2 separate regions of the Homo sapiens genome follow, and region 2 is linked to region 1. The links are chromatin loops, found by intact Hi-C in ENCODE. Cell type or tissue: PC-9. All regions are shown on one strand. Links, peaks and the distances in the headings refer to the core of each region. The heading gives the core; the rest is flanking DNA.

The links. A loop is a pair of places that touch in the nucleus more often than their neighbours do. Peaks named below come from ENCODE experiments on the same cell type or tissue, not always from the same donor. Only the 100,000 strongest peaks of a DNase experiment are listed, where the experiment ranks them.
Region 2: it touches region 1 in a loop (5-fold over the local background); 2 of 110 quality-filtered maps call a loop at or near these places.

Annotation. Positions count from the first base shown.
Region 1 is chr10:77,411,025-77,426,102 of GRCh38, reverse strand. The region is part of intron 1 of KCNMA1 (potassium calcium-activated channel subfamily M alpha 1); the gene reads left to right. Among named protein-coding and RNA genes, the nearest start is that of KCNMA1-AS3, 68 kb to the right of the region's middle. In PC-9, for the core only: no CTCF peak of the experiment used is centred there; DNase peaks (open chromatin) are centred at 9,222 and 9,492; H3K4me3 peaks cover 931 bases; H3K27ac peaks cover 2,390 bases.
Region 2 is chr10:77,342,641-77,357,718 of GRCh38, reverse strand. All of the region lies in intron 2 of KCNMA1 (potassium calcium-activated channel subfamily M alpha 1), which reads left to right. KCNMA1-AS3 (KCNMA1 antisense RNA 3) reads right to left here and starts at 6,847. Exons shown (of 6, transcript NR_126365.1): 1 at 6,309-6,847; 2 at 3,100-3,309; 3 at 2,491-2,550. RefSeq lists an enhancer at 6,246-7,445. In PC-9, for the core only: no CTCF peak of the experiment used is centred there; a DNase peak (open chromatin) is centred at 6,838; H3K27ac peaks cover 559 bases.

The sequences.
Region 1 (15,078 bases), core at 8,314-10,813:
ATGCTCATTTTACAGATGAGGAATGAATATTTAAAGAGAGTCCAAGCCAGGCCCCGATTATTCTGGCTGTGTAGTCTGTACTCTTGAATCAGACGACACAGTCCCTCTTTGGCCTGCCATCTGTGTTGTACTGGGGTCTGGAGATGGTTGGTGTCCTGTTCTGCCCCTTGCTTAGCTTATCCTCTCTCAGCCTCAGAAACCAAGGCCCTGTGTGGACAGAAAGCACCGCGATGAACACAGGTGCCTATTTGAAGTGCTCTGTTGTCCCAGACTGGAGGCCAGCAGACTCCTAAGCAGGATGTGTCACCTAGCAGAGACCCATGCATTTTTAAATGTCCTCCTGCCTTTGGAGACAGGTCCTGAAAAAATACCAGAATCATTAGGACTCTTAGTCATCCAGTTCAGCCTTGGGGAGCTGAGTATCACAGCCCTGTTGTCAGCAGCAGAAGTCCTGCCACCTGGACAAGGCTGGGAAGGCAGCCCACATTGCCGCACCAGGGAGACCCCAAGACCAATGCCTCTGGGGTCGATGTGGGATGATTGGTGGTTGACTGATGGCAATAAATGAGGACAAGGAGAAGGCAGGGCCCCTCAGCTGCATGCCATGGGCAGGTTTCAACAGAGTGTGGGCTACATGTCCAGATCTCACCCAAGCACTGTGGACAAACATGAAGGAGAAGGCAGGGCTGCTGCCCACATGGGGAGTCTCATCTATTTGGGGAGATACCAGTGCTCAGAAGCCTAAATTCAAGTGCTGCAGGAATCCAGGGAGGGGGCATTTAGGGAAACTGGGGTGGTTGTGTAAAACTTCCCCCAAAAGAGAAAATTCAGGTGAGGGTAACCAAGATTTGGAGTGACTACAATGTTAAATAAATCGGGGCAATGTGTTTATAGATAATGTGCTCTCCTTCTGCAAGCTGCCACCAGCCTGCCAATACTTATATCCTCATCCATCCATCCATCCATCCATCCATCCATCCATCCATCCATCCACTCATCCATCCATCCATCCATCCACTCATCCATCCACCCATCCATCCACCCATCCATCCATTCATTTATTCAGCACATACCTCCCAGGTGCCTGCCCTGGCCCAGGCCCAGTGCTAGGCCCTGTGTAGACAACGAGCACAGTTGCATGCTGCCTCTCCTTCCTGCTCATGGTCTAGTGTGGGAGACCAGCATTGAACAAATAAATCAGCAAATAGCTGTGAAATTAAAATCACAGTGAGTCCAACAAAGGAAATGAATGGGTTGTGATGAGAAAGAACAAGGGGGCCCTAATTTGGACTGAACCAGGCTGAGTGCATCTGTCAAAATCATGCCTATCCTTTGAGGCTCAGCAGAAATACCACCACCTTCATTAAATCAGTCTGTTCCTGCCATTTAACAGGTCCTCTGCCATACTCTCTTCCTCCCTGGTGTCATATTCTACCTTGATTTAGTTTTGGGTACTTGTCTGTTTCCCCTGAGAGATCTTCAACTCCTGGAAGGAGAGATTGTATTTTTTTTTTTGTCTGAGAACCTGTTGTGAGTAATCCTCTCTCAGAGATGCCCAGGTGAATTGTTGAATGAATGAATGAATGAATGAATGAACACAGATCTTCATTCCTAGCCCCAGGCTTCCACTATGGGTATATAGCAGTCCCTGTGGTGAGAGCACCAGCTCCAGAATCAGCTGCTTACTGACTTTGTGACTGTGGGCAGGTGCCTTGACCTCTCTGAGCCTTCATTTGCCATATGGGGGCAGTGCTATAAATAGTTGTAAGGATGGAAAAGATTAGGGCATGTGCATTACTTAGATTCATACTTGGCATATAATGCTTTATAAGTTAGAAGGAATGTGCTAGACACATCCAACAACTCTCAGAATCCTCACAAATCTGCTGCAAAGCACTTATAATTATTCCTGTATTATAGCTCAGAAACCTGAGGTTTCAAAGGATTAACTAACCTGCTGTAGTTTGCAGAATAAATTAGATTTTAACACAAAGCAAAACAAACCAACAAAACAAGGCCAATATGCAAACCTGGGATTGTCTGACTCCAAAAGCTTGTCTTCCTTGACAGTGTCCCATTCCTCTGCCAAGCTGAATTCTCACCTCTGCAGACAGAGGCTGAGATGTTTGCATTTTGGAAGCTCACCGCCTGGCCAAAGGCTAACATATTGTTCATGGATGGACTGGACATTTGAAATTACATGCTGGCCTTGGGAGGGAAGAGAGAAGGAATGCTTGACTTCCACGGGGTGCCTCTGCCTTACCCATCTCAAAGAATCAGACCCCTCTCTCATTTTTCAAGGGCCTTGGGGTGAGCATCCTAAAAGTCTCACAGTCTGTTGCAGCAGAAAGCGTGGCTTTGTCCCCCCTATAAAACATCTGGAGATTTTCAAGTTTGTGCAGACCCCATGTGAGCAGCCAGCCCTGGGTTGGCATGGATTGGAGAGGCAGAGAAGGCATTCACTTGGCTCTGATTTTTCATCCTGTGGCCTCAGAGCTTCAGAATACAGAGTCCCTACCCCTGGTGTCTCCTTCCTCTCCATCCACCATGACAAGCTGTGTCCACATTCTCTTTTTGGCTCTTTCCTAAGGTATCGGGCACAGGACTATGTCTGCCCAAGAATAAAAATTATACCCCTTATATTTCCAAAAGGAGAGGCATATAATTTATGACTAAAACTGGGGTACTCTGACTGAAAATATCTACTGCTTAGCCGTTTCTATGTCGATTAGAGAAGGTGTTTATAGCTCAGAACTAGAGGAGAAGAAACCATTTCTTTGTCACTGAGAAACTCCTTGCCAGGGTCTCTCAGTGAGAAACAGGACATGTGGAGCCCAAGATAGGGCAAAGCCAAGTCTCCTTATCTTATTTAGTGACATTTTTTTAAGAGTAAAAAATAATCACATGCTTTTTGCCAAATCCAGCCCTAAGGCATGGATCCAACAAAACATCACATTAATTAGATAATCTAATTTCCAAAAACAGACCCCAGCGCAGACACCCACTGTCTAGCAGTGATGACAAAGGGAACAGACAGCTGACATCGTGGCTTCCTCCTTCAGAGTTCATGTGGACACCTACCAAGAATAAGGCCTTGGCCAGAGCTTTATCTGTCCTTGGACTAGAATGTTTCTTAGTGATGCCATAACAACGGGGTTGACTTAAAACAATGTTAATTTATTGTCTCACAGTTCAGAAGGCTGGAAGGCTTAAATCAAGATGTCAGCAGGGCCAGCCTCCCTCTGAAGCCTGTAGGGTTTCTCCTTCCTTGCATCTTCCGTGTTTCTGCTGGTGGCTGGCAGTCTTTGACTTGCAGCCACCACTCCAGTCTCTGCTTCTTTGGTCATGGGGCGTTCTCCCTATGTGTGTCTCTTTCCTCCTCTCCTAGGGACACCAGTCATATTGGATTAGGAGCTCACCCTACTCCAGTATGACCTCATTTTAACTTGATTACATCTGCAAAGACCTTCTTTCCAAATAAGGCTTACCTTCACAGGAACTGGGGATTACTATTGAAACAAATCTTTTGGAAAAAAACACTGCAACCCATTACAGGTGCCTAAGACTAGAAAGATGGGTCAGAGCTGCTACTGCCAGTGTGAGAAAGTGGACAAGTTGGAGTTCACCTGGGAATAAGATCCTTGGATGGAGGAGCAAACTCCAGCTAGAGGACCGAAGCCTTGAAATCATTTATTCTGCAGATCAGTGTTTCTCAAAACGGGGTTCCCCTAGCCATCAGCATTAGCGTCAGCTGAGAAACATGTAAGGCATGTAAATTCTTATGCTCCAACCTAAGCCTACTGAATTGGAAACTCTGGGCTGGGGTAGTTTCTTATTTTAATAAGCCTTCCTGGTGACTCTGATGCACACTAAAGTTTGAGACCCATTCCTCTAAATTCTGCCGTCTCTCCTCACTGCATCACTTTTCAGTGGGGCTGCCCTTGGACACTGGCAGATATTTTGGGTTAAAGAAGAAAGTTATTTGGTCAAAATGAGTGTGGGCAGCATTGTATTGGTCTATGTTGAACAGGTTCCTTGACTGAAGGCTATCTCTGAGCTTTTGCTATGCTGTATGCAGTGAGCATTGAACATTTGTTAGAAGAGGAATGATGGCATTTCCAGATTTCACTGCAAAGAGAAGTGTCCCTTTTGTATGGAGTTTCCCATCAGACTGGTGTTCCGTGAATTTACACTGGGAAACATGGCTCTAGTCCACATATCAAGGCATTCAGTGAATTTTTATGAACCGCCTTGTGAGAACAAGACACTGTGCTGGAGAGATACATCTGTGAACAAGACGTGGCTTCCGTCTCTAGGAAACTGATAGTCTAGTGCAGGAGCTGGCACACCACAGGCTGTGGGCCAAGTCTGGCCTGCCATCTGTTTTTGTATGGCCCATTAGCTAAGAATGGTTTTCACATTTTTAAATAGTTGAACAAAAATTTTAAATGAAGAATATTTCATGAAACATGAAATGGTATGAAATTCTGATTTCAATGTCTCTAAATAAAATTCCGCTGGAATACAACCACACTCCTTTGTTTATATATTGTCTAAGGCCACTTTTGCCCCCCAGCAACAGAGCTGAATAGTTGCAACAGAGACCATATGCTAAAGCCTAAAATATTTCCTATCTGGCCCTTTACAGAAACAATTTGCCCACCTCTAGTCTAGTGAAGCAAAGAGGCCCTGAACAAGTACTTGCAAATGCCTTGAGTGTTATGAAGGAGCAGTGCAAAGACCACATGATTGGAAGGTTTTATTGACTGATAGCAATGGTGGTGGTGGAGTGGAGGTGGAGGGTGAGTTAGGAAAGGCTTCCTGGGGAGAGATCTTAAATATGAGTAGGACATCTGGAATATGACTGTGTGAAGAAGGTTGTTACAGGAAAAGGAAACCTAGGACATGCAGATCCCTGAATTAGAAAAGAGGAGTGCTCATTGAAGGAATGCAAGAATGTCCAGTATTGCTGTGGATTAAGGGAGGTGAGGCCAAGAGTATTTCAGTATGTGGCCAGATGCCTGGCAAAGGCCAGATGTGCCAGAGCATCTTCGACGGCCATGCTGAGGGCCTTAACTTTTGCCTAAGAGCAAGGGGGAGTCCCTGAGAAGAGTTTAAGCACAGGCATGATGTGACTGATAGAAACCTTGTGGTATCTCTCTGGCTTCAGTGTGGAGAATGAGGGGCAGAACTAAGTGGGAATTGTACCATTGCATGATACAATGTAAATGATTATGAAGCTTAGGAGTCAACCAGGGGAGAGAAGCTGAGATGGAGAGAAGTGGGTAGATTTGAAAGGTGAAGGTTCTCTGTGATGCTTGGCCTCCCTCCTGCCAGGCCCTTTGTGTTCTCTGACAACCTAAAGAACCTTCCTTCCTGGTTACTGGGTCTGTGCTCTTGGACCCTGATATATTAATAAATATTGATTGTTTGTTGCACACCTGCTACAAATCCACCAGGCCCAGTGCTAGATGCTATGAAATATAAGAATTAATAAGCCCTGGCTCCTGACCTCAGGTTCTTAGCCGGGAGACTGATGGATGTAGCCACTGGACTAGAATGTAATGAGGACTGATAAGCAGAGAAACAAGTGATATCTGAGGGGACTGATACCTGAAAGGAAGTATTGAGCAAACAGCCCTGGAGACGTTAGCTCTACTGAAGAGGTCTGGAGAGGCTTCATGGCAGAGGCAGCGTTTAGGCTTTCTCTTAAACAATGTGTAGGATTTGGGAAGGAGAACAGTGGTCATTAATCCAACATGAGCACAATGACAGGTCTATTAACAGCCTCCGGTGGGTGCAGGGGAGGCTAGGGGAGCCATGTGGCTGGCATGAGCCATCAGTGGAGGCTTACAGAGAGCAAAGAGGTGCTCCTGTTTTGGAAACTCAATCTAGACTCCTGATTGCTTCATGTGCCTGACAGTTCAGTGAAGGCTGTGCTGGGACCATGAGTTACCCTCAGCAGTGGATCAGCAGGGCAGCAGAAGACCCACTCTTTCACTGATGGCCAGGGCCCTGCGTACCCCAATTCACTTCAGGCCCTTCCAAGGCAGGTACAAATCATGAATCACATTCCCCTCTCTATGACTTTGTTTATAGGCAGAGCTCTAAAGCTGGGATAACAGCAAACTGCATCAACAAGTTCTCTGGGGCCTCTAGCCCATTGATCCTATGACTTGTTGTGATTGCCCCTGACCTCTTCACTTTCTTCTTCAGTTTGGTGCTTTGGCCACTGGGACCAATGACTTCCACTGAAGTTTTCTGGTTCTCAGTCCTGCTTTCCAGGGCTGTGACACAGGGTGATTTGCAGACTGATTTCTGTCCTGTGCCAGAAGATACTTAATAAATGCTGGCAATGACGATGGGTCCCTGAAGAGCAGTTTGCCCAATTTATTTTTTAAAGACTTTAAAAAAATAGTATAGACAGAAAAGTCTATAAAATGAAAAATTACAAAATAGCAAATTATTATAGAAAATTTGTGTCACTACCACTGAGTTCAAAAAATAAAATACTGTCGGTATCCCCAGAAGCTTCCCTGACCATCCCTTCTCCTTGGCTGGCGTCTCACCTTTGACGTCTCAAGTTCAAGAAATCTGAGTAACAACTCTTTCTGCCTAGCTTCTAGTAAGAAAAACAGCTGCAAAAGGAGAAAAACAAAACAAAACAAAACAAAGAGACTTGGGATTCAGGTAACCACCTGACCTTTCTTCCGGATCTGCTCCTCCAAAAAAGGTCTCCATCCCTGTCAGTGCTAAGGGCTGGATGGTTAGTTGTTATGGAGACGTGGGGCGTCTTTCCAAGACGCCAGCAAAGTTGATGCCTGCAGCGCTCTGGCAGGTCCCTCTGCTCTGCAGGGCTCTTCTCTCCTTGCAGTTGGCAGATCCTTATAATAAGAGACTTCTGAGATGTAAAAGGAACTCTCCCCTCATGTGACCTTCATGCCAGTCCCCCTGGTGCCACCCCACCTCAGTGCAGTAGCTGAGCAGTAACAGAGGGACAGCCAGTTTCCCTCTGTCCAGGGGAGATTGTGGGTCTTCAGGTGAGAGTGTGGCGGCACTAACAACAGCCTAGTCACAATTCATTAGTAAACTTGGCATTCAGGTTACTGACATTTTTGCAAACTGCACTTTCTAACAATTACCCTCTGGTTAAAATCTGTATTTGTAGAAGGAGGCCAGTCTGAAAAGGAATGAGGGGAAGAACGACTTCCCCTGGAGAAGTCTGAATGAGGTGGCCCTCTCTTCTAAAAGAAAGGTGTGTGCCTTTTGAGATTTCAATTATTGAGCCACTTCCATCGGGAGCTCTTCAATTATTTATACTGGGTGTGTTGCAAGTAGATTCACCAATTTAGAAAGTTGGGGGAAAGAGGGGACATGGTAGGAGGGAGGCCCCCGTGGATGCAAGTGTGTGGGCAAGTCCTTTTGGCTTCCTCTTGGCTCTTTTTCTGGATCCAACTTCATCGTAGGGCTGGACCAGCCACTTTGTCAAGGGTATCCTCCTCACTGAGGTCTGGAGATGGGGACAGGGTGTGGATGCCCCTGGGTGTAGGGAACCGACACTTCCAGACACTCGGTGAGCTCTGTCTGGGTGGAAAACCTCATCAGAAGCCAGATTGAATCACACCAGTTTCTAAGACATTCCTCAACCATGTTAGGCAAAAGAGTCCCCCACTGACAAGCTGGGGTAGAAGGAAACCTGATATAATTTTGGAAAAAAACCTTACTTGAGAAAGAAGGTTCTCACAGCTGCCGAGTCTCTCTCGACGTCCAGGGTTGGAGGGGTCCCAGGCCATGGAGAGAAGATTGATGGGTCTAGCGGAGCCAAGTAGAGAGTTGAGGCTTTGCAGGGCCAGGCGCTTGCCATCCTTAACTCCCATTAGGGATCGAGAAGGAAAAGGAGAAGGAGTTCTCTGAATCCAATGGAAAAAGAAGTCCTGTCTCCTTTCCCTGGGCTGTTGAATTGTTTTTATTTCACATTAGCAACTGCTCTGGACTCTCTTGTGTTTGGCTGCTGTGTTGGAGACCTAGATCCAAACTAGGGTGTGTGGGAACCCAGGGACATAGAGGCTGAAGTTTTGGAACCCAGCCAGTTCTTCCAAGGGGTGAGGTCAGAGGCAGAGTCCAGGGAGCAGGGCAGCTCTGGGAGCCTGGTTCCTCAGGCTGGGCTGTGCTCGGAGCGGTAGATCCTGACTGCCGCTGTATGCCTGGTAACCTGGCCATCTTTCTGCCTCCCAAAGTCTGTCTGTCTTGCTAGCCCTTGGTTTCCTGAATGGGGATCATCTTAAGTGTGGGGAAAGGCTGTCTGACGACCTAATTGGGACAGCTCTTTTGACCCGAAGCCAAGCCCCATCCAAGTTCAGCAAATGGAAGAAGCGGGAACATGTTCAGTTGGTGAGGTCTATAGGCACAGACTGGATTAGGTCCTAAATCATGGTGGAAATTTTCCTGGCACGGGACAAATCCTTTTGTAAACAAGAACATTCATCTTTCTTTTGACTGACATGCCTGGTAGGGCATGTGCCTCTCAGAAGCTCCATGTCATCTGATCTCATTTGGGATTTAGTGTTTTTATTTGAAAATGTAGCTGCCCTGAGGAACAGCAGTTAGGAGCCAACCCCCAGTTTAAGCTTCAAGTCATGGAAACTGGCCTGGTTTACCCAGACGTCAGTGATGCCTGGGAAAGCTCTTGCTTTTCCAGTGCCCACTGAGCAGAGATTTAATTTACTCAATCGGTACGTGTCTGTTAAGCACATTGCTGTATGCCAAACACTTTGGGCATAAAAGGTATATAGGCCTTGCCTTCAAGGATTGTCCAGGCTAACTGGGGCAATGCAACATGCATGGACCAAAAGACAGCTAAGTACCTGTCCCATGTGGAATTGGGGGAGCAGATGTGGGCCCTGGAGACAGGACAGGGAGAGCTTTGGGGAGATCTAGCCAGGAAGGAGAACTTCACTGCACCTCTGGGATTTGATCAGGGAGGATGAAGATGGTTGGGGAGCAATGGGGAGAGCATCCCAGGAGTGGGAACAGCCAGCACGGAGGTGTGGCAGTCAGGAGGACCAAGTCATAGCCGAGAAGTCAGGTGGAAGAGCAGGTCAGTGACGAGTGGGGAGGGCAGCCGGCAGCCTCAGCTCCAGGCCTTGAAGATCAGGCCTTGAGGAGTTTGACTTCTATGCTTAGGGCATTGTGGACTTGGCAGGATTTTTGAGATTCCAGAAGATATGAGCGAAGAGTGAAAACAAAGCAGGACAGAACAAAAAACAGAATTTCTTCATTTATTATTTCAGTGCACTGTGAAATGCTCACCGTGTGCTAGGTGCTGTTCAGGCTTTGAGGATGTGGAGTGGGCAAATCAGGCAGACTCTGCCCTGACTGCTAGAGAATAAGCACACGTGTGTGATGAAGGTGGTAGTGGTGGGAAGCAAAGAACAGCAGCGAAGGGGATGACCGTGTTCCCTTCCGTGTGGGGCACTGGGCTGTGACTTACATTGCTCTCGGGTTACTCATCTTTTTACTCCAAATTGCTTGGAGTCCTCTGTTGACTCTGAAGGGAATATTCAACCATAAACAATTCATCCTATCTGCTATCTGTGGTTGAATTCTTTCTTCCCAGTTGCCCCTTGGGTGGTGGCTTGGGGCCACGGTAACACTTGTAGTATTTCCCGGGAGGTTGTTATAGTTCTGTGCATTTCCTGCAGTAGTGGTAGTGAAGGCATTAGATGCCAGGAACTCAGGCGGTTGGTATGGCCCTGAGCTCTGAAAATGCTTGCCTTCCCCTTTCCCCTATTGTGTGGGCCAGCAGCTTGCAGAGCTCCTCCAGCCCTGAGAGACCATGCCTCCATCCCTCAGACCCTACCTTTCCTGGCCCCAAGGCTGCCTCTGGCTAGTGTGACAGACACACCCTGGGCCCCTGAAGTCTGAAAGCCACATTTTTCGAGGGGAACCTGGCCACTATGAGTGTGGAATATTGGGGCCTTAAATTTCCTGCCTGTAGAATGAGGCATTTGGGCTAGGGGAGTGGTTCCTAGACTTTTTGTGGGATAATCAATGAATTTTTATAAAACAGAATATCACAAGGCCACCAGCTTTTTATTTTGACAAGCAAAAACATAAAAAAAGAAACTGTCAAATGCCAGCTCTGCCACCATTGTCATTTCATTAAAAGGACATGTTAATACCCAACAAAGGAGTAACGATATAATGTCAAAGAAAAGGACAGTTCTTCCTGGGAGAGGCCCTTCATCAGTTGTCTTCCACTGACACACACAGTGCGCTGTACTGAGGCTTTTCATTCCGTACCACATCAGGGGCAGCACTGCCCTGTGGCCATGCAGGACCCATGGGAACAGAGCACCTGTGAGCTACCTGCAGGAGCCTTTGCTGAGGAGAGTGAGGCTCCTTGGGGGCTGGATCCTCCTCCTGGTCTACAGGATGGCAATGGGCTCCCTCCGGTAAAAGTTAACTTGGCACGAAGATTTCTGCATTCTTTTATGAACATGAGGGTTTGGGATTTCCTGTGTGTTTGGTTATCCATATCCCAGTCTGCCCTGATGAGAAACAAATGTAATTTTTGCCTTCCTGCTGGGCCCCTGCCACAGTTTTCTTGTCTGGGCAGGTCTTGAGCTGAGCTTCTGGGGCAGGATGGGCTGCCCTGCAGACTGGCAGCTGAGTCTCCGAGTCTCTGATGGACAGCAGGCTGTCTTGGACCCTGCCAGGGTCATCCTGGCTGAGGACTCTACTAATCCAATTCAAAGTCTCTATGGCTCTGATAGTGGACTCTGGACTGTCACTTATATTTTCCAATTTTATTAAGCTAATTGAAAGAGAAGGAGATTGTTATTTTACAAATACGGCACATTGGCCAGGATGTATGTATTAGCCCTGAAAGTTTGGAGGTTGCCTTACTAATTTTAGGCAGCATATGTGGCCATTTGAGAACATATCTAATGTCTAATGAGCATTGTATTCCCAGGTTGGATCCCCGTCCCCTAGCCCATTTCTCCAACTCTCTGTCCGTACATAGTGGATTATAACTGAATTTAGATGTCTGTACTACAGGATTTTGTTACTTAGAAGCCATAGGTTGTGAGATGGTTGTTTCAGTAGTAGTAGTAAACAGAATTTTATATGGAGATTCCATCTCTGTTCTTGCACATTGGACCTATCCCAAGACAGTGTGGAATAGAGAGAAAAAATATGGCCTTCAGAGTTAGAATGGACTAGATTGAAATTTCAGCTCTGCCACTTACAAGATGGGTAATCTTGGAAAATTACCCAATCTCTCTGAGCCTCATGACATTCCTACCTTGCAGCCAGGCGTGGTGGCTCACGCCTGTAATCCCAGCACTTTGGGAGGCTGAGGCGGGCAGATCACTTGAGGTCAGGAGTTCCAGACCAGCCTATCCAACATGTTGAAACCCCATCTTACTAGGAAAAAAAAAATTACTGGAGCATGGTGGTGGGTGCCTGTAATCCCAGCTACCTGGGAGGCTGAGGAGGAGAATCGTTTGAACCTGGGAGGCGGAGGCTGCAGTGAGCTGAGATTGCATCACTGCACTCCATCCTGGGCGACAGAGTGAGACTCTGTCTCAAAAGAAAAAGAAAAAAGAAAAAAAGAAAAAACATTCCTATCTTGCAGGCTTCTTGTGAAGATTAAGTTGGTGTAAAATCACCAAGGACAGAACACAGTAGATGTAAGAGGGGATCAGTGATCTCCTGAGCACCAGTTGACCCCCTTGGTCCTCAGGGAATGGGAGAGCAGCTTTGAACCTGGCTCTGAGAAGAGCTGAAAAGGAATCTGTCCTGCAGCATTTCCCGGGGGAGGGAAATGATGCTTGATTGACTTGCCCAGGGTTACAGAGCTGAGACAGTGCGTGCAAAGTAAGGGACTTAACAATCCAGGCCTCCGGGTCAGACAGTTTAGAGCTGGACAGACCTTGGGGAGTGTTTACATGGCTCCCTGCATTTGAGACAAAGAAACCTGAGGCACAAGATGGTAAGGACTTGTTAAAGGTCACCTGGCCTTTTTCTACCATGAAGACTTCCAAAGAGTAGTTGTTCACACCCAGCGCAGGGGTGCTTCTAAGAGTGAGAATCTGGACAGGGCACCCAGAAAGCAATGGCTAAAAATGCCTCAATGGTGGAGCACTGTAGGTCCAGCCGAGACACCCAGTAAACTCACAGGGCTTTCTGACAGCTCGGGGTAATCGGTTAGGTCCCAGCTTCTTTATAAGTTCCTGTTGCCTGAATCTGTGGACAGTGTGTCCCTTCCCTAAAGGTACAGCCCACAGTTAGCAAACACAGTAACTGCTAGGTGAATTAATCAGTGCAAATGTCTTAAGCCCTGCTGGTGCAGAGTCTCCGGGGTGCAGAGCAGGAGAAGTGATGGCAGCCAGGGAGAGGTTGGACTATGCAACTTCCCAGGGGCAGAAGTGAACTCTGCCACTCCTGACACCAGCTCTAGGAAAGACCTGGGTCCCCTGTTGCCCTATTTCTCTGGTCCTTGAGTCTCAGAGTAACCACCTCCTCCATCCATTCCCTTTGCAGAACTCTTGCCATGAAAACCCCAGCTGGTGGTGCCCATGCTATGCTTGATTTGCTTGAGCTGCTTTGGGTAATCTGCCTAATACCCTAATATGCAGGATTATTGGTACCTGGGAGAATGCCCGTGGCTGGGAAACCCGCCCAGGAGGTGAAAGAGGTTGCTGGGTGGATGTCCTCTTTGGCATGGGAGGGGGGACACGGAAGACCCAGCCCCAGCATTCGGGGCTGGTGAAAACCTGAGGCGAAGGAGAGGAGAGCAGCCCGCGGGGAGGGACCAGCAGCCCCAGGGCTTCCTAAGGTATTGAGGTTCAGACACTTCTGGATCTTAGGCCAAACTGTGCCACAGGATGTCATAGTTATTGTCATGAAACAAAGCATTTTTTAAAAAGCTAACATGGGGCCGGGCGAGGTGGCTCACTCCTGTAAATCCTAGCACTTTGGGAGGCTGAGGCAGGTGGATCACTTGAGGTCAGAAGTTTGAGACCAGCCTGGCCAACATGGTGAAACCCTGTCTGTACTAAAAATACAAAAATTAGCCGGGTATGATGACACACGCCTGTAATCCCAGCTACTAGGGAGGCTGAGGCACAAGAATCACTTGAACCTGGGAGGCAGAAATTGCAGTGAGCTGAGATCACGCCACTGTACTCCAGCCTGGGCAACAGAGTGAGACTCTTTCTCAAAAAACAAAACAAAACAAAACAAAACAAAAAAAAGCTAACATGGGCCTATGGACTTTTACTCAGGGGATTTCTAATGTTTTTCCCCAGAAAATCCCTTCACTCAGATGCAGTCTAGCACAGAACCATAATAGGTGAAATTGCTCAATGCAGAGGCGCTTTTATTTCCGCGGGGTCCGGGGCCCTGCCTCCTCTGCCCTCCCTTGGTAACCAGCCCCCCTGGGGCACCTCACAATGCTGGGCCTCAAGGTACAGAAAACTGTGGATTTAACTCACCACCCCCTCTCGTCTCCCAGATAGGGACTCTTCTCAGAGAGGTTAGGTGACTGGCCCAGGGCACACAGCCTGTGCCTGGCTTCATAGCTTCTGGTCCAGAAGGCTTCCCCCTGCCCCCACCCTTTGGTAGGAGAGAAGGAGCCCTTCTGCATTGTGCCCAGTTGAGGACAGCAGCATGTGGGGCTGCTGGGTCAGTTTCAACAGACGAGAGGAGATGGGGCAATGGAGTGGCCAGGGAGAGGGTGGGGTGGGGCTCCTGGCAGATGGAATGAGTAACTCAGAGCGCAGTCCATCAATGAAGGCTCAGGGGAAATGGCCTTCTGATGTTGACCAGGAAAATTTGAGGACAAAGGGGCTGTGAGGCATGAGGCCCTTCCTTCTCTCACAGCCCTCTGGGGGTCAAGCATCCTGGGACTATCCCATGGTTCCAGGGTGCTGGGCAGAACATCCAGCTTCCAGGGATGAGAGGGGCTTCCCAGCCCCTACTCTGGTCCCAAAAGGGCTAGCGGAGATGGTTTTGTGCTAACCTGATCTCTCCTGTTCCCTGTCAGAACCCTACCTCCCACTCAGGTGCGTCAGGCCCGGCAGAGCTCAGCCTCTTAGTGCTGGAGACCGCTGGGCAGAGCGTGCTAAGGACTCCAAGGATACGCATGGCGAGGGAGGAAGCCAAATCTTCCTTTAGCAGCATCTGCATAGAGAACCGTGGTTCTTAGCAGGAGGGCTTCACAGCCCGTCAGCTTGGCCACGCTCATTTCCAATGTGATACTCTGCTCCACGAAGGGTGAATTTATGGTTCCGGGCAGGTTCTTGGCAGAGAAAGGAACTGTGTTTCTCTGTCCTTGATGGAACTGCCCTCCATAGGCACAGGGCCCTGGAAGAAGGGTCGTGATGGTACAAGCAGTACCCAGAAGTGGCATGAATTGAGTGCTCTTCATGTTAATAAACCTTTCGTGGGCACTTTGCAGCAGCCAATAATCCTTGCACATGCATTCTCCCGTCTGCTGCTCACACTGTTCCCGGGAGGACAGCAGGATGGGTACGTGTCCCTTTTTGGCATCAGACAGCTGGATTTAAATTCACACTGTGTCTTCCTGGGCCAGCTACTTAACCTCTCATCTGTCAATGGAGGACATTAGTACCAACGTCATAGAGTTACTATGATCATGCTAAAAAACAGTAGTCGATAGTATAATTATTGTTAGTAGTACTATTTACTAGTAATATCTATTCTAGATTGTGCATGGTAAGAACTGACTTTCCATTTGCTGTAGCTCTCCTCCCTCCTCTCCTCCTTCCCCCACTCCTTCCTTCCCTCCCACCCACCAAGATTTGTCAGGTGCTTACTCTGAGCTCACAGGGATTCAATATTGAAGATACAGCCATAAATGAAACAGACATGGTGAAACCCCCATCTCTACTAAAAATGCAAAAACTAAACAGGTGTGGTGGCACATGCCTATACTCCTAGCACTCAGGAGGCTGAGACAGGAGAATCGCTTGAACCCAGGAGGCAGAGGTTGCAGTGAGCCGAGATCACGCCACTGCACTCCAGCCTGGGTGACAGAGAAAGACTCTG
Region 2 (15,078 bases), core at 5,404-7,903, 65 kb after region 1:
CAATTTGTATGTAGAAACTGAAGTTTAAGAAAGACAAGCTTTTCTCTTAATTTAAATTATTGCGTCTCATGGGAAATTTAATTTTTTAAATAAATCACATATTCCAATGAAGCAGAAAGCTTTGCTAGATACACAGTGAAGATGTTTGCTTTAAAAATTGTTCTTTATTCAGCTAGAGAGGAACCAGGGGAATACAGGAAGATAAAAAGTGCTGAATGGAATATACAAGACAAGGTTTTGAAATCAAGGCTAAATTAATCATCTCTCCCTTTCAGTGGGCTATATCTAAGCAGAGGCTGGCAGATACTCTCTGACTGTCAGATTTGACTATGTTATTCTCTACCAGAGGATGCTACCAGAATGACTGTCCCAGGGTCCATGGGTGCCAGGATCTGTTAACTGATGGCAATCTTCACCTGAGGAACTGCATGTATCTTCAGGGATCTCTTGCATGCAAGTGAGACAACTATGGTTCAAGCTGCTTAAGAACCAAAAAAATGGGGATGGGAATTTGATGGCTTGGGTAACTGAAAAGCTTAGGGTTAGGCTTCTCTTCAGGCTTAGCTGATTCCAGGCAATCAAATGATGTTCTTCAGTCTCTTGCTGTCACTGGTTCACTCATTTCTTTTTCCATCTCTTACCTCTGCTTTCTTCTGTGTTGGTTTTATACTTGGGCAGCCTTCTTTTATGTGGATTTCCGTAACAGAATCAAATGCATATCATATTGGCTTCTTACCTTTGGCTTTCAATAGAAAGATAGATTCTCTTTTATATATAGACATACAGTAGTTCCAGCAAAAGTCCTAGAACTCACTCTCATTGGATCAGGTTGGTTGGCATGTTGCTTCTGAACCAATCACCACAGCCAGGAAGATAGGTCTCATAGTCTTACTGAGCAAACCTGGGTGGATATCACTCCTGGAGATGGAAGGTGGAGGTGGGCGCATTCTTAAAACAGAGGGATTGAGAGTGGGGAATAGGGCATACCAGAAGGGGCAATGAATGCTAGTCAGGTAAAGATAATAGCTATCCACTATGATATGGTTTGGTTGGGTAGACTTGAGGGACCAGACCTGGGGTGACCCATGTTTGCCCAGCTGATCCCATTGGGTGATTTCTTCCTGTTTGATTTCCTGCAAGGTACCTCAGTTGTTGGCATGATTCTCCTGCCATCTTGCTCCTGGATGTTGAAAGGCCACACGGTGTCTAATTTACCAACACAGACCTGATCTAGAAGGCAAAGACAAGTTCTATGCCCACACTTTTCCAACTGTAGAGTTAAGAAGTTATTTCTATCCTCCAGGCTTAATTTTTGGCTATCAATATTGAGCTAAAGACTATTGAAGATTTACAAAATTATGTATCAATTTAATTTTACTATAATTAAACACATTTTAGTGAAATTCCTGTAGCTTCCGTTATTGATATTTTTCACAACAATCCTCTGACATATACAATTAGCCCTATTTTACAGGAGAGAAAACAGGGTCAGAATGGTAGAGAACTTGTTAAAGGCCATGCAACCTGGAGAATCCAGCATCTATGTGCTTGTGCTGGGTTTGATGCATTTAGGGATGAATAAGACATTCTCTGCCCTTGAGCTGTATGTAATTGCTCTGTGTTTATAGTTACATAAAAGAATGAGTAATATGCCTCTATGGAAGTAAAACAGAAGGAAGTGATTAATTTTACGTAAATGTAGTCTAGGAGACAGAAGGGACATTAGAGATGGGTCTTGATGAGTGAGTAGGAGTTTCCCACGTGGATATTGTGTACAGGGGGTCGTTTTTTCACTGAGTAATGCGTGAGTTTTCTATGAGATGGAGCTGCCAGTTTCAGGAAATGTAATGTCACCCTTGACTCTGCCTTCTCCTTTTACCAGAAGGATGGCCACAGAGATCTACATTAGTATTAGTTAGGTGCTTTCATTTGCAAAGACTAGAACTCCTAACACAAATAGGCTTAAATAATAAAGGGCATGTATTGTCTTATCTAATTGAAAAGCACAGAATTAGGGCTGACTTAAGGCCAAACTTGATCTGTTGGCTCAACAATATCACCAAGGATCTGGCTTCTTTCCATCTCTCCGTTCTGTCTTATGCTATCTTTCATATCCTTTGGTGTCTTTATCAAAGGCTGGCACCTTTTAGGCCCTAATATGACTGAAGGAGCTCCTGGGGCTAGATGCTTCCTTCATCATGCCCAACAGGAAGGAAATGGCATCGTTTCCAGGCACTTTCAGCAAGACCTGAGAGTCACTCTGATTGGACTGGCTTAGGTCACATGCCCATCCCTGAACCCATCACTGCTGCCACGGAACAGAGAACATTGATAAAGTTGATTTCCCTGAAGCCACATGGATCCCCAAATGGAATTTTGCAGACTGATGGAAGGAGGAAGTGGACAACGGATGCTATATTAGTCCGTTTTCACACTGCTGATAAAGACATACCTGAGACTGTGAAGAAAAAGAGGTTAAATTGGACTTACAGTTCCACATGGCTGGGGAGGCCTCAGAATCACAGTGGGAGGTGAAAGGCACTTCTTTACCTGACAGCAGCAAGATAAAAATGAGGAGGATGCAAAAGTGGAAACCCCTGATAAAACCATCAGATCTCATGAGATTTATTCGCTACCACGAGAACAGTATGGGGGAAACCACCCCGTGATTCAGATTATCTCCCACGGAATCCCTCCCACAATACGTGGGAATTATGGGAATACAATTCAAGATGAGATTTGGGTGGGGACACAGAGCCAAACCATATCAAATGCTCAGAAGGCATATGTTTTGGTAAGGCATCAAAGAAATGTTTACCAGAGCACTGAAGTTTCCATAGTCTCTCTTTTTTGGGCAGTAAAGGTTCTATATAGCTCCAAGACATAATCTTTGATGCTCAGTCTATGACAACTCAAATTCTAGGCCTTTCCTTGGATAATTCAGCCACTGAACTACCTTTTGCTTCCCTCTGTAGTCTCTTCTTAGTTAGTACTCTGGACAAACTTGCTTTGACTTTGTCCAAAGACACCCATTCTTTATTAGTATATGACGAATTTTGTGGACAGAGAAGAGTGCTATGGGCATGATGGCATACTTACCACACAGAATGATCTAGAACTTTGTAGCAACTAATGTCCTAGGCCTTTTCCAGAGCTGCTTTCTTCAAATGGGGCAACAGACGTGATGCCGCATTTTCTAAAGCTCTTCCCAACCTCCAAAACAGCTTCTTTTCTTTCTGCTGAGGAAGCTAAATTTACTTTCAGTCCTCAAATGGTGAAAAAAAGGGGAGCCTCCCCAGATGTCTCACACTGATAAGAGGAAGAAATATCCAAAGCCATTAGCCAGTGGTGACAAACAGTGTGTGAATTGTAACGGACGCAGGGTGGCTGAAGAAAAGACTGAGTGGTTGGAGACAGGCAGGCAGGCCTGAGTTTCAAATCCTTACCCTGTCACTTTCAGCACTTTGGGATGCTGAGGCAGGCAGATCACGAGGTCAAGAGATCGAGACCATCGTGCCATCATGGCCAACATGGTGAAACCCTGTCTCTACTAAAAATACAAAAATTAGCTGGGTGTGGTGGCACGCATCTGTAGTCCCAGCTACTTGGGAGGCTGAGGCAGGAGAATCGCTTGAACCCAGGAGGCGGAGGTTGCAGTTAGCCGAGATTGCACCACTCACTGAACTCCAGCCTGGGTGACAGAACAAGACTCCATCCCCACCCCTCCACCCCCACCACCCCCCCCCCCAAAAAAAGAGGCAGGATGCCATGGGGTTGAAGAAAACAGGCCCTGTAGCCAGGCTGCCTGAGTCTGAATCCTGGCTCTACTGTTCACCAACTGTGCCTGCGTTCATGTCCCAGCTCTTCCATTGACTAAGCCTGGATCAAGAAATAATCCCTGAGTTCTAATCTGTCATTCAGGTAATTGCGTTCTTATGTTTCCTTTTGTCATTTGGCCTTCCAACTTAGTTGGGATGATGGTGGCTGTCACTTTATCTCTTTGGCCTCAATTGTTTCATCTGTAAAATATTGATACAAGTAATGTCCACATTATAGGTTGTTGTAAGGATTAATCCTCATTTAACTCATTTACAAATTTTATGCATTATATATGTATATATTATATATACCTTCATATATATGGAAAACACTTGTAACAGCATCTAGTAAGCACGAATGATGTGGATAGATAGACATATCTTATAGGGTTGCTGTAAGCCCTAGAGACTTTGCATATATATTGTCTGGCAATAGCAGACACTGAATAAATCTTAGCTATTATTAATAATTATTATGTTGATTGAACTGTTTAATAATAATGTGATTCATCTAAATAGAGCTTTATAGTTTCTGGAGTTCTTGCTGCCAATATGATCCTTCTTGAGCCCTACAACCACTCAGTGATGGGGCTCCTATTCCTCTGTCCAGTGGCTCTCAGGGAAGGGTTGGATGCCTCTCCAGGGTCTCCTGGCCAGGTGGTCATTAGCAGGACCAGGGTGTGAATCATAGTGAGGAGCTTCCCAGTCCAGGGCTTGTTCCACATCCTCTCTTCCCCCATTCTAAAGGCCTCCCAGCCATTTGTCACAGCCTCATTTGAAATGCCTGTGCTTCTCATCTGTAATATCCTGATTGTCCCATTAATCTCCTTTAAGCTTCATGAAAAATACAAGGGGCTGGATCAGGAAATAGCCACCAAGTTCTAATTTTGCATTCAGGGGATTGTCTTCCATGGACGTGAAGAGACTGATGTTTCCCATTTGGCCTTTGCCTTTCCAACTAAGTCGGGGAGAGCTGTCATTTTCTGAATTATCAACCAGTTTACAAGGTGGCATCTATATTTTGCCTCTAATGTGTCTGTACTTTTGTTGCTTCTCTATCTTCATATCATCCTCTCCCTAGTAGATGTTCTACAGTACTGCCCAGAGGGAGTGGTAAGAAATGTCTTTTGATAAAACCTTAAAAGCTTAAAACTTCCAGTCACTTTCTTTTGCATATTCCTTAGACCCTGGCCATAGGCCAGTGCTCACTACAGAAGGAGCAGTGTTTGTTTTGTTAACACACACACACAAACACACACACACACACACACACACACACCCTGTACTGCAAGATCCTAAATTTTAGACTTAGTTCACTGTTTTATATGGTAGCCACTAGACACGAGTGGTTGTTTAAGTTTAAATGAAATTACAGGTTCAGTTTCTCTTTGCATTAGCCACCTTTTGAGTACTCAATAGCCATGTGTGGTTAGTGGCTACCATATTGGGCAGCACAGATAGAGAACATTTCCATCAATCACAAAGTCATATGGGACAACATTTACCATAAAGGGGAAAGGGAACGGGAATGGGCACATGAGTGTAGTGTTCAGTTAAGTAGCATCACGGGACAACAGATGTGAAGTAGTCCTCTTAACTCTCTGCATGTATTTCCTCTGTGATTTCCAAAGGACCACTAACCAGGAGAAATAAGAAACTGTTGTTTTCTGACCCAACACCAGCATGCAATGAAAGTAGGATATTTTTCATTCTATAGAGAACCGTCAATGTGTATTTTGTTATCTGATTTGAACCCTGCACGCGGACAGCACATTTCACGTGTTTTAGCCCATTTGTGGCTGGCACAGGTGTGGCCAGAAAGCCAGCATAGGATCTTGTTTGTGTTTAAGAGAGAAGTTCAGGGAGACTATTCAGGCACATTGTCTGGCAAGTCTAGCACTGGTCAAACCCTCATAAATATTCCTGTCCAATCTGAACTTGAAATGTTCTTGTTGTGGACACCTTTGGTGAGCCAGTCTACTTGAGGACAATCCAGTCTACTAGTTTAGCTTCAAAAAGCATGCACTAGAAACAATTAGAAGAACAGGGTTGCTTTTAAAGCTATCAGGATGGTGTTTGCTGTTGTTTTGTTGTTAAATATCAATGGGTTACTCAATGGTAATAGATCTAAAGAGATGAACATTGTTACATGAATATTGCAAGAAATTTGTGGATCTCTTGGGGACCCTCCAGACCTAGTTTTGAGAATGACTCATATAAACAATTTGCAGAGTCTAATTCATATACTCAGACTAGGGTTCTGAATTCTTTTCCCCCTGGGAGGAAGGAAAAACAGAGGATAACATTGGTTATCTGGGGTAATAAGAAAGCAAGGGGCAGACTACAGCTGCCCTAAGATCTGAGATCTGAGTGACAGAGCCTAGTTCAGGGAGGGGCTGACATGCTGCTGAAATGGGCTTATCCAGCCACACTCAGAGCTCTAGTGAGTATCAGGGTCATTGTGTTCTAAATCATCTGTGGCCAGCTTACCAAATAGGCTGGAGTCTGGCAGAGAATATCTATAGAATTTTCCACAAATCAGAAATTCTGGTTTCCAGAAGGATAAACTTCCCCAAATATCCTGGTGGTCTTGAGTTAATTGTGGCTTCCTGGGAGTTTCTGTCGTTGGTAAGGGTCACATTTTCATTGTCCCTTGACCTTTAGTCTTCTCAGAGTTGACTGGTAACATTAAAATGAGCATGTCTTCACTTCTGTCACTTACAAAGCTCTTAAAAAATTTATAATACTTTAAACATATCACAGTAATAAAAGCAATCGTATCTCTTTACATTGTTGCAGTCTTTTGGATAAAGTCCCCTGAAAGCATTGTCCTGGTGGTTTTCAAACTTTTTTCTTTGATCTTTCAGAATCTTTGTTCAAATGACATCTTGGCTAGACTCCAACATATAGCACAGATAAAAATGGAGTTGGGACTGCAGGGAGAGAAAGGGTGGAGCCCAGCTCACTGGACCTCTGCCTCCACCCCCAAACCACCCTCTAGCCTTTGAGTCAACCACTGAGTCACCGGTGAGCAATCCCTGTGGTTGCCCAGAGCATCATCCCACTAAGTCCTCATAATCACCAGGCATGATTGTGAGGTCATCACAGTGAATTGGTGCACCCCTGGAGGTAGGAAGGCAGCTGAAGAGGGGAGAGAGACACCCTCCCCACCCCCATATGAGGATGGTCTGTGATGATATGCATGCAGGGGAAGGGACTTATCCAAGGTCCCTGATAGATAGGGACTGGAATTTTGGCAGTGTCTTTTCTAGAGTAGAACAAATTTATCAGTTGAATTTGCTGTAGTTCTCTGAAGGTTTCTTTGGCCACATTAGAATTTTTGAGCCCTGGCATCCAAGTAGGCCAACTTCAAAATGGCTGTGTGCTCCACTCAGAGATTCTGCTGTGAAGACTGGCAGGAGATTTTTTAGCCTATTCTGAACTCCAACTGTTCCAGTTCCTCTTGCTTTCCAGAGGTGTGAGCACCTGGAAGCCCCTGCTCTGGTCTACACCCCAGGCTCAAGATTCATCCTGCTCACTCAGCCACTCATGCTGTCACCAGTGATAAAACTGTAAGTGTCAGCAGTTGCATTTGATTCTTGCACAAGAAATAGTTACCCTCTAAAGACTTGTTCATTCTTGTGCCTGTAAAGTGTGGTGTGCCCTATGCATCAGTATTCTTGCCTATGAAATGGGCATGTAGGCTGGGCACAGTGGATCATGCTTATAATCCCAGCACTTTGGGAGGCCGTGGCTGGTGGATCACCTGAGGTGAGGAGTTTGTGACTGGCCTGGCCAACATGGTGAAACCCCATCTCTATTAAAAATACAAAAATTAGCCGGGTGTGGTGGCAGGCGCCTGTAGTCCCAGCTACTCGGGAGGCTGAAGCAGGAGAATCGCTTGAGCCTGGGAGGCAGAGGTTGCGGTGAGCCAAGCCGAGATCGTACCACTATACTCCAGGCTGGGTGACAGAGCGAGACTCTGTCTCAAAAAATAAAAGAAGAAATGGGCATATAAATAGATCTACATAAGACTCACTGGAAGTTTAGAGCTCTTTAAAAAAATGGACAACAAAAAGTTTTTCCAAATAAATGTTGATTCTGGGCCTGGAAAGTTTGAGTGGCTGGCTTCTCAGAGACAGTTACTACCATCCATGCTCTTTAAAGTTCCATTGCTCTTATTCTAACCTTGAAATCAAAGAAACCAAAGCTGTGGTTTCTTGTCTGACCTTGGCTAATGATTTTCTGATTGACTCTACATGCAAAAGAACTGCTGATAAGTTTCTTATAGGGGAGAAAAGATGATGGGGAGAAAAGGAACTGAGTTCATTTCCTAACCTCAGTTTCCCTGCTTACTCACCCAGTGGGTTGGGAGCCACTTGCTGGGTCTGAGTTTCCATAATCACCATAGAAATGGAAGTAATATTATCCTTTTGCCCAGTCGATGGGAGGATGGAGGAATGTCTTAGTCTGTTTGGCCTGCTGTAACAAGATACCATAAACTTGGGGGGCTGATAAGCACATTTATTTCTCACAGTTCTGGAGGCTGGAAAGTTCAAGGTCAAGACACCAGCAGATTTGGTGTCTGGTGAGGGCCCGCTGTCTGGTTCATAGATGGCACTTTCTTGCTGTGTCCTCACATGGTGGAAGGGGCAAGGCAGCTCTCTGGAGGCTCTTTTATAAGGGCATGAATCTCATTCATGAGAGCTCTGTCTCCATGACGTTATCACCTCCCAAAGGCTTCATCTCTTAATATAATTACATTGGTGATGAGGTTTCAACGTATGAATTGGGGGTGGGCAGGCATAAACATTCAGAGCATAGCAAGGAGAATTCAGGGATTGCATTAAGAAAGTAAGTTGCTGAGCAAAGGGACTCATCTTCAAAGTCCAATACAATCTTTATAATCTTACAAAAAGCTTTCCTGGTTTTAGAATTAGCTCCAAGGAATTTGGCACTAGATTTTAGATTTGCTCAGAGAAAGAGTGTGAGAGAGAGAGGGATGTGGCTTTTGTGAGGAATTCCAGCACCTTCCTTTGCAAAGATATGCCCTAAAGAACAGTGGCGGCCTATCCTCAGGACAGAAGCACTTAATTTTGTCTAATTGTGTCAATTTCTAGGAGTCATTGGGAAATTCAGCAGCTAATGAAGATGGCCCTGTTCTGTCAGGTCCCTACTGGAATATTTAAAATTCTGTTTTTCATACTTATCAGCTAAAAGAATTACAGAAATATATTTCTGGATCCTGTGGGGAATAAGAGCAGAAATATACAAAGCTTCTTCTTTCAAGACGGATCCCAGCAGCCCAAGCTAATGTCACAGTTGTGTTAAAGACTATTGATTCCAGCAGGTTCTGGGCTGGGTCTCAGCTTCCCAGGACTGTTCCAGGCTGACCTCCTTTCCCTGGTTCCATCTTTTTTTGGGACTTCTGTGGGCCTTCATTCAGCATGTGGCTTGCGGGTGTCCAGGTCTGCAGGCATACACACCTCTCCTGATCTGAATCAGAGAACAAAAGATAAAGGATCGAGGACAATGGCCTCTTCACTTTTGCTTTCTCTCTTCTTTGGGTTTTACTTTGTGTTTCCAACAGCCAATGGAAGGCTGTTCTATTTAGGGTAAATGACTCAGACTTGGTACATCTCGAATCGTATGTCAGAGCACACTGTTGCCCCTCAAAGCTCAGGAAAGGCTGCATACTCTATCTCCCTCTTGATGGTTTCCTCGTATTTACAAGTTAAAGACCATAGATGTCCTGTAGTAAAGGGGTTAGCTTGCCTCTGTTTATCCCGGTGATTCTAGTGAAACTAAAATGCTTGTTTCTATGGGGCACAGTCCAGATGTGTTGTTCACTTGGATTGACCAATCCTTTCAATAAAGTTTTGATGCAACCATGTGAATCCCAAGTTTTCAGCACTTAGTTTTGTGACCTTGAGCAAGTCACCTAATCATTACATGCCTCAGTTTCCTCATCTGTAAAAGGGGATAATAAAAAGCATCTACTTCACAGGGTTGCATTGAGGATTAAGTGCTTTAATTAAGGTTTTAGTACAGTTTCTGAAATATAATGTATTCTATATATGGTAGCTATTATTATGTTAGTATCCATTATTATTTGCTGGAATCTTTTAACACTGTGCTGAGTGTTGGTACTGTCTTCTTATCATGTCATAGAGCATGGGGTAGTATAAGAATCCTACCTTAGGTCAAAGGTCACAAAGCCCTATTGTTTTATTCCCAATAGTCTTACAGGGAAGATGCAGTTGTCCTTGTCTTATGGAGGAAGGAGGTGAAGCACACCCGAGCGGTAAAGAGGCCCCTGGTCACACAGCCCATACAGGAGTCAAACCCTGGCCTCTGGCTGCAAGCCTGCCATCCCCAAGCGTCTCTCTAAAGCTTCTTGTCAACCAGCCTCAGACAGGGGCCCACAGACACGAACCTCATCTCAGCGTTGGTAGGAGGCACCTTCCACTTGGATTCTCTTCATGTGGTTAAGAGAGTCCTGAGTTCCAATCCTAAGTTCACTCGTCTCTACCTCCTTGCCTTTGTGCAGGTTACTTAACTTTTCTGACCATCAGTCTTCTCTGTTGTAACATAGGGATGGTAACACCCATTTCTTATGCATGCAGTGATGCTTAATGACATAATGTAGGTGGGGTTCATGCACAAGGCCTGGTATATGATGAGTGCTGGTAAATCTTAGCTCCCAATGACACTGTATCAGGCTCTGTGCTAGGGTGCTTTACGAAAATGATCTCATGTAATCCTCACAACACATCAGGATATTGGTACTCTTCATTTTACAGATGGGGAAACTGAGGCTCTGTGGGATTAAGGGACTCACCCAAGGTCATAAAGCCAGATTGTGACATTGAGATTCAAATCTTGGCAACCTTACTTTCTGGAAACACTTTCCCCCTTCCTCTTCTTTAGACCCACATGCAGGCTGCTTGCAGACTCTGTGCTTGGCCATGTTTCTTGGTCAGCAGGGCAGTCGGGCAATGGGCATTTTAATCATGTTTATGCTGGACAGGGCTGTCCCTTGGGCTTGAGGACAATGTTCTTGAACCAGAAGAATATGGCAGAAGTATAATGCCATTTCACCAGGACAGATGCATCAAATTCCATCTTGGGTCTGGTAATTCTGCCACAGATGGTGGCCCATTGATATGTGCATGCTTGGCTGGGGTGAGAGTCTGTGCCAATGTCACAGGACACAGCAACCCCAATGAGTCTGTTTACTTATTTAACAGTCAAGGTGACCAGAAGAGACACTTTCCAACAGGACACAATGAGGAGGTACCCAGCAAGTCTTCTAGCTGATTGGGGGAAGAAACCCAGTGTATTACAGGAAAATGAGAGAGTGCATTTGAATTTGTTTCTAATCTGAATTTTCCATATAAACTCTAGTTAGCAGTTTCAAAACTGTGGACGCACTTCAGCCTAAGGGACAAAAACAAAACAAATGACCCAAGGTACCAGCTGCAAGATGCTGGAATAGGAGGGAGGGAGGGAAGGCCAGTGAGAGGGCAAGATTATTAATATGCTTTTCTTACTAAATTGGCTTTCAGAATCAAGGGGAAGAACCAAGGTGGGTTGTTAAGGGAGTACTGATTTAGATGTGCTGAGCAGTTGAAATGTTTTTGTTTCTCAAACATGAAAGCACTTGGCTTTGCATGACTGGGTTTTAAATTGCTCAGCAAAGCATCACTTGGGGCTAACCTGAGTCTGTGAAGTTCCACAATTCAGGAATGATGGTTACTGCAGCACTCTTGTGTTTCAAGGTTCGTCATGAAGACTAGCATAGATTCCACTGTTCAATTAAAGCAACGTTTACCATGATATTCCTATTTTCCATGATGCAGGGTCCTGGGAAGCATCTCTTTCAGGAAGGGAGTATGTATTCAAGGTCAGTCAGTATATGAATGTGTCTGAGACTTGGATGGCTCAAGGGGATAGAGCTAGGTGTTATCTGGCAGTCGCAAAAGTGAGAGATGATGACAAGGCCAAGGTAGGTAGGAGAATGGGGATCCCTCATTCATTTATCCCATCATTATTTATTGAGCACCAACTGTGTCCCAGGCATTGTTCAAGGTTCAAGCACAAAGCCGTGTTCAATGGGTTCAGGTAGAAACATGCACAGTTACATCACAACAGAGTAAACCATGGGAACTGCATGGTGCAGAGTAGGGGGTATTTGCATGGCAGTTGAAGACCTGTGTCGGACGCTGATGCTTCTATAATAACCCAACTTGGTTCCTCTCCACTTTTAGAGCCAATTAATTAGGAAAAACACTTTCTTCCTTCCCTCTCTGTCATTCTATGTTGGCATTTGTCCCCCTTGGGTTGATGGGCAGACACAGGTATGAAACCCATAACTTCATCTCTCTGGGATTCAGTTTCTGGGCAGAGTGGGCAAGGGAGGCCAGGGTCTTCTAGACTCACTAAGTCAGAAGCATCTCCTCCTGATCTTTGGTTTAATTTTTCTTTTGAAGGTACTCAGTCCATGATTTCAGATTAGGGAGGCACCACCTGGCAAAGGGGGAGCCTGACAATGCAGGGCAGTTCTAAGTACCAGGCTTGGGACCGATTCTATGGAGATATGGTAGATGGGACTACCCTCAACTGAATAATGTGTGAAGAGAATTTAAGACCATGCCTGATACATAGAGGGTCCAGTGAAAGTTGAAGGCAAATAACCCTGGTAAAGAAGGCAGGAAACACAAGGAAGCCATTCATTTATTTATTATTCATTCAATCAACAAATATTTCTTAAATATTTATACCAACAAAGCATGGAACCTCTAGCCAAACTCTCTGGTTTCAAATCCTGGCTGTTTTACAATATCTGTATAACCTTGAGCAAGTTACTTAATTATTCTCTGTGCCTCCATTTCTTCATTTGTAACATGGGAATAATCAAAAAGAATAAATGAAGATTGTTATGAAGACTAACACATGATTGTTATTATTATCTTTTTGTTCATTTATTTAGCTGTGTCCTTAGTCTGTTGCTTGATTGGTGTGGTGTTGGGGATGTGGCCAACGGAGACAGGAAAGGTCTCCGTCTTTACCCACCTTATATTACAATAGAAGAGTCAGATTATAAAAAAATAATAAATCAATAAATAATACTTTAAGGTAGTGATGAGTGATGCAGGAAACAAGAGAAGATGATTGTGGAGTGAGTGATTACTACGGGTGAGGTCCAATGATAGAGAGGACTAGTGAAGAGGGAAGACAGTCAGTCTACACAAAGATCATCCTGTTGAAAAATATGAAATATGCAAGTCTTTGGAATTTACCCAAAAAAAAAAATAGAGAAAGCATTTCTTGAGTTTCCAAGAGAGGCAAGCAGGATGAGCCACCAAAAATAAGTACGGTTAAATAAAGATTGATTCTGGGACCAAATAAGCTTCAAGATAATTATTTCTCATGGTAGTGAATCAGTATGTCTCACAAATGCATTCATCTTTTCATGTTTTCAGTACCCAAGGTCCTTGATGGATGGATTAATCCTCCTTTTCACCTTGCTTCCTTCACCTGATCCCTCACCTCTCAATGAATTGAAATTAAGGACCGTTCATTTGGAAAAACCTATTAACTCCCTGCTTGTCGATGGCTTACTTTCTACTCAGCCTGGCTGGGTTCCACCTCTTAGCTCGTGAGCCCTCACGCAACTCTGCTGTCTCCATTAGTGTCCCTTGTGGGCTGGTGGCCGAGGCAGTTAGGCTTATGAATATTCCAGTTGCTCCTGTAAATTTCCAGCATCCACTGTTAGGCAGGACATGAGGCACTAAGGGATGTGCATCACTTCTGGGCTGGGGCAGGGGATGCCTGTGTGTGGTGGTGCAGTTGCTGTCTTCCCTGATGGCACTGAAGAGACTGTGGCTTCCAGGGTTGCAGTGCAAGATGGCGGAGCTTCTGATGCCTAGGCCCATGAGTGGGCAGGTGGAGCAGAGCCCAGGCTGCCTTTGTCTTCATAGGTCTCTAACTTCTTGACTTCTCAATAGCCTCAATGACTGGTTCCTTCCTGTATTTGGTAGGTGATTGAAAACCTCTTAACACATGAATTATTCAGTCTTGGCTAGGCCTTCTCCTAAACAGTTGTCTCTGGTTCTTAAAGTTACCTTTTCCTCCTCTCTAAAATAACTTACTTACCTTTTCCTGCCACGGACACTATGACCTCTTGGTTTTATTTTCTTGATTGTATTTGGCATTCTCTGAAATTGTCTTATTTGTACATTTATATGGGATTTGTGTCTCCTCGCTAGAATATAACTCTTATCTATTTATACTCCACTGTATCCTCAGTGCCTACAGCAGTATCTGGTTGAAAGGGGTGCCTGATAAAAATGTGAATGAAATGAATGCCAACAGCCAGGAAGGCACCTCATCCCCCTCCCCTCTGCCACCCCCTTTATCAGGGCTGGGCTGTGTCAGCTCATTGAGGCAGTAGGGAGTATGGTTAGGATGATGGACTGCCCGGGCTCAAACACAACTTCCCACCTGTGTGATCTTAGATAAATTCACCTCTCTGTGCCTCAATTTCTTTATCTATACAATCAGGACAATGGCAATACCTATCACATGGATTGTTTTTCAGTTTAAATGAGTTAATATACATAAAGTCCTCAGAAAATTATCTGATTCATAGTAGGGGCCATGGAGGTATTACCATTGTCAACAGTTACTGGGGAAGCAAAGGGCCTGTCCTCTCTCTGGTAACCCCCCGACCCCCTTCAGTCTCTTGAGAACCCGGCCTCAATGCTCACCTGGGGTCCCCTGGGATCCATTCAGCAAGAAGGTTCAGCCACACCAAGCCCTGTTCCTTAAGCCCAGGAGACATAAATCCACAAAGCCTACAGGAGAGATCCCTGAGGAAAGTGGCTATTCTGGATGGGGCCAGAAGGTTCTTTCTCAAGGTCAAAGCTCTCGGAGACCTGATGAGGCCCTGCCCCTCAAGCTTCTGTCCTTTCCACAGCCCTGCAGCATTATTTCCATAATGTTATTAAAAACCAATGTGTGCTGGCCAGATGAGTGACACTTCCCAGTGATGGGGCTCGGCTCTGCTCCTCCAGGCATGGAGAACTTGTTCAATTATGTGCCACCCCGTGATGGGCCCAATCACAGTACACACATTAGCTTCTGATTATACCCTTGTTGAGTTTCTCTTGACAGGAAGGAAATGAATTTACCTCGTGTCACCTCTGTAGTTTGCAAGCAGGCATGGCTTCTGATAATAGCACCTTTCATGTTTTGT